2 separate regions of the Homo sapiens genome follow, and region 1 is linked to region 2. A link is an interaction called in ENCODE POLR2A ChIA-PET data of the cell type or tissue named here. Cell type or tissue: MCF 10A. All regions are shown on one strand.

Region 1 (2,500 bases), 290 kb after region 2:
TTTTAGACTGCTGAGTTTGTGGTAATTTGTTATGCAGCGACAGAAAACTCATACGGAAAGAAAAAATAAATCTATGTCTTGCTCAGTGCTAGGCTAGAGGCACACATGATAGAGCATAGGAGGTTATCAGAGCACAGACAGGGACATCCAACAAACACTAAAGGACTTGGGGAAGGCATCCTGGCAGAGGTAGTAACTAAGATGAATTCTAAAACAAAAGAGGGAGAAGAGAGAAGGAGAGGGAAGGAGGAAGAAAAAAAATTTTTGAAAGAAGAAAAGAAAAGAGGAAGTTGGGGAAAATGTGTGTGATCAAACGGGGACATGAAACTTCGTGGGCAGAGGGAGTTAAATATCCACAGGTCCCAAAGTCATAGAGTTCATAGTGACCTTTAGAAACTAAAAAGACATCAATATGTCTGAATTTGGGGACGAATGGTAAAAAATGAGGATGGAGATGTAAAAAGAAAAAAAGAACATTTACCATTTACTGATTGTATACTACGTGGAAGCCCACAGTGTCAGCTCAGCCTGCTTCAACACAACCCCAAGTCAGAGATAGATGGCACAGGTCATCTGCTCGTTTGCCTCAAATCTAGTCTAGTCTAGTCTAGGTGCCCTTCCTCTACTCTGCCTTCAGTCACGGGGTAGATTCTCCCAAACCACCTTTTCAGGGCTTCTTTGCTGGGAAACTGGCTTCTGGGTGGGTTTGGCCAATGGAAGGCACTGGGAGGAGATAGAAGGGCAGGAAGAGAGGCAACTCCTGGGCATTTCTCTTCTTTCTCTGCTCTGGGCAATGGCTCTGGCCCAGTGGCAGCACCTCCCCCATAGCCCCAGCTTCTACAGATCCCAATGAACAGCCCTGCCTCCTGAGCTCCTGTAACACTAAGTTCTCCCTTAGTCCCCACCTTAGGGTGGCAGTTGCTTAATGCCTGAATAGTCTCACCTTCCCCTTTTGGGTCTTTCAGTATTAAATTTTCTCCACTGAACTACCTGGCATGAGTGTTATTTTTGTAACTGGATCCTCACTGAATCACCATGTTTGACAAATAGCTACGAATCAGAAAGATTGAGCAACTGCCTAACGTCACACAGTTGGGATGTTGTGGGGCTGGGTTGTAGATGTTTGGCTGTGAAGCCCATCTCTTTCCACCCAGCTGCATTGTCTCTCAGAAACTTTCCATCACCATTCTGAGTCAGCTCTTTAGAACTTCACCATTACAGCAACCTCCACTCTCAGATGAATCTTCCTTAATTATACCTCTGGTCATGTGATATATGTGGCAATTGCAAAGGGAATTCAGTATCAACTCCTCATTCTAGACTCCAGGCTTTCCAGAATTTTTTTTTTTTTTTGAAATGGAGCCTCGCTCTTGTTGCCCAGGCTGGAGTGCAGTGGCGTGATCTCGGCACACTGCAACCTCCACCTCCCGGGTTCAAGCAATTCTCTACCTCAGCCTCCTGAGTAGCTGGGATTGCAGGCGCCCACCACCACGCCTGGCTAATTTTTGTGTTTTTAGTAGAGACAGGGTTTCACCATTTTGCATTTTGGCCAGGCTGGTCTTGAAATGCTGACCTCATGATCCACCCGCCTCGGCCTCCCAAAGTGCTGGGATTACAGGCATGAGTCACCATGCCTGGCCCCAGAATATTTCTTAAACCAGTCTTTCTGACTTCACTTTTGCTAGACATTTTGCTCTACTGGAAAGCTGCCCTTGATTTTCACTTGTACGTATTTACTTATTCTATTTCTGTTCCCTTTAGCTAGAATGCTCTAGTTCTACCTGTAATAAAAACAAAAACAAAAACAAAAACACATGACTGGATCTTGCTATGTGGCCCATGCTGGGTTCAAGCAATTCTCCCACCTCAGCCTCCCAAAAGTGCTGAGATTACACACATGAGTCACCATGCCCGGCCTCCACCTTTTGATATATCTGTCCTTTGAAGCTTATTTATTCATGTATTCATTCATTCAACAAGCCTGGGCAGGGTACATTCTAGGCCCTTAGGAGGGAAAATAGAACAAGATGACTCCTATCTTCTAGAATGGGGGTGGGCATACTTTTTCTGTAAAGGGCCAGATAGTAAACATTTTAAGTTTTATGGGCCACATGGTCTCTGTCACAACTACTCAACTCTGCTATTATAGCACAAAGGCAGCCATAGGCAGTACATAGAGAATGAATATGATTATTCCAACAAAACTTTATTTACAAAAGTGGGTGTTAGGTTGTAGTTTCCCATGGTTTGTTGAGGCCCTCCTCTAAAAACTCACAGCTAAACAGATGGAAAAGCCAGCAGGAAATGATAATGCATAAAACATATCAAAGAAATATGGAGGATTGTACGGCAGGCACATGTGACAACAATAACATAAACATACCCTGAGAATGACCCGGTATGGCAGATGCACCTGACAGCAATAACGTAAGTATACCCAGAGAATGACCCTGTATGGCAGACTCACCTGACAGCAATAACGTAAGCATACCCTGAGAAT
Region 2 (2,500 bases):
CGACATTGCACTTCATAGCTATGAGACCTTGGTTAGGTGTCTTAACTTCTCTGGGCCTCATTATCCAAAACTGCAAAAAAATAGGAATTTTACCTCTTTGAGTTATCCCAAGGATTGAAATGAATACATGTAAGTATTTAACTCATGATGACAATTATATATATATATATATATATATATATATATATATATATATATATCTGTTATGTGCCAGTTTGTTAACTCATTTAAGTTTTATAGCAATCCTATGAGGTTGATACTATTATTTTCCTCATTTTTACAGATGAGGAAACTAAAGCTAATGAAACGTTATGTAACTTAACCAATATCATACAATGAATATACAACTAATAAGTAGATAGAAGCACCCAATTAATGCTTGCTGTTGTCATTAAAAAAAAAAAGATGACTTAGGGTATTACCATCTTTTCTATAGTGGGTTCCTAATAATTGCAATCTCATGTAGAGCATTATAAAGCATATTTTATTTCTTTGCTGGAAAAAATGTTGATTGCAGGACTGTGTTCCTGACCAAGGACTCAGGATCACATAATTTATAAAAGTAATAACATCTGTTTATTGAATCTTACTATGTACTAGATACAGAGCTAAATACTTTATATAAATTACTTCACTTACCCATCACAACAACCTTAGAGCTGAGGCTCAGAGTAATTTTAAGTAACTTGCCCGAGGCTGCACAATTAACACAGAATCCCAAAACTGTCTAGCTCTAAAGTGTCTGCTGCTAACCGCCAGTTTATGTGCCTTGTGTCGCGTATGGCTGACAGATATCTCTCAAAAGCAAGGCAACAGCTTCTATAATTTTAAATAGCAAAATGTGCTACTGTAATTTTGAACCAGAAGGAAACTGATTACCTACTGCCTGTAGGCTAAACCAAGCTTGCTGCCTGTTTTTGTAAACAAAGTTTTATTGGAACACAGCCATGCTGTGTTCTTTTAAAAATAAAGACATTGAGACACAGAGAGATTAGGTAACTTCCCAGTAATGTAGCTAGTAGTAATCTAATGTCAGTAACTATGTTAATAAGCCTCTGAAAGTCTGCCAATCCCTGAATCCCATGCTACCCCCTAAACTCTATGTAAGCTCAGCAATGTGCTCTATTCAGAGGGACCGTGCCTGGATGGCATAGCTATCCCTTCAGTAAGTAGTAAATTCAGCTTTGTGCTTTTCGTTTGGTTTCAAACATCCAGTGTGAAATATTCCATACTTTGATACTTGGCAACAAATTATTGATAAATTAATTTTTTAGTAGGCATTGTTATCTTAAGTACAACCCTGTCACTTCTCTGACATTCTCAAATAAAAATAATGAGTAATATAGGCCCCTGTTAAGGTTCATGCATGTAGTTCGCATATTTAGGTAAAATTCAAGATCTTTCTTTTAATACTTTATACTAGACTTTTAGACCACTATGATTGTGATAAACTAAGTGGCCCAGTTCAAACAAGGAAATGATTACTGTAAGGTGTCAAAGGAATTCCTTTTTAATAAAACAGATCCCAAAATAAACATCTTACAAAGTATTCAGTGTAGTGAAAATGTTGTTTATAGACCCTAGAAATGACATTAGTATTTAACAAGCAGGCTTTGATAATAGTAGTATCTAATATTGCGTGTGTCATTTAAGGATGGGGATACACTCTTAAGAAACATGTTAATAGGCAATTTTGCCATTGTGCAAACGTCATAGAGTATACTTACACAAACCTAGGTGGTATAGCCTACTACACACCTAGGCTCTGTGGTGTAGCCTGTTGCTCCTGGGTTACAAACCTATACAGCATGTAGTAACATGCTGAATAATATAGTCAATACTGTAACACAGTGGTTACCTATTCGTGTGTCTAAACAGAAAAGGTACAGCAAAAATAAAGTGTTATAATCTTATGAGACTATCATCTATGCATTGGTCACCATCATCATCTATTGTGGACCAGAACACTGATATGCAGCACATGACTGTAAAGACTGTAAATGCTATTGTTAAGAAAATTTTTTTTTTTCTTTTTGAGATAAGGTCTCACTGTGTCGCTTAGGCTGGAGTCCACTGGCAAGATCATGGCTCACTACAGCCTTGACCTCCCTGGGCTCAGATGATCCTCCTACCTCAGTCCCCTGAGTAGCTGGGACTACAAGTGCAAGCCACCTCACCTGGCTAATTTTTTGATCTTTTGTCGAGACTGGCTCTCACTATGTTGCTCAGGCTGGTCTTGAACTCCTGGTAGGCTCAAGCAGTCCTCCCAGCTCATTGGTAACTGGTTGTTTTTAGCTTTTCAGTTTTCAAAAAAAAATTACTAGGTTGTATAACTCACAGCCTAAGTCATCAAGATATTTCTTAAAAGGTGGAACTGTTACATGAGAGGGCACGTAAATTAAAAAGATTTTGGATATCTTAGCTAAATGGAGCCTAGGAAGGCTTATATGAACAGCAGTGTGAGAGTGTTTATTTCCTGACAGCCCTACCAATTTTATTT

The links. Peaks named below come from ENCODE experiments on the same cell type or tissue, not always from the same donor. Only the 100,000 strongest peaks of a DNase experiment are listed, where the experiment ranks them.
Region 1: POLR2A ChIA-PET joins it to region 2 with 6 read pairs; 18 of 35 experiments call an interaction of 5 or more read pairs at or near these places.

Annotation. Positions count from the first base shown.
Region 1 is chr4:86,926,653-86,929,152 of GRCh38, reverse strand. All of the region lies in intron 2 of AFF1-AS1 (AFF1 antisense RNA 1), which reads left to right. It also overlaps a transcript of C4orf36 not described here. Among named protein-coding and RNA genes, the nearest start is that of AFF1-AS1, 6.9 kb to the left of the region's middle. In MCF 10A, no CTCF peak of the experiment used is centred here; DNase peaks (open chromatin) are centred at 1,092 and 1,932.
Region 2 is chr4:87,212,116-87,214,615 of GRCh38, reverse strand. All of the region lies in intron 1 of KLHL8 (kelch like family member 8), which reads left to right. Among named protein-coding and RNA genes, the nearest start is that of KLHL8, 7.3 kb to the left of the region's middle. In MCF 10A, no CTCF peak of the experiment used is centred here; a DNase peak (open chromatin) is centred at 1,005.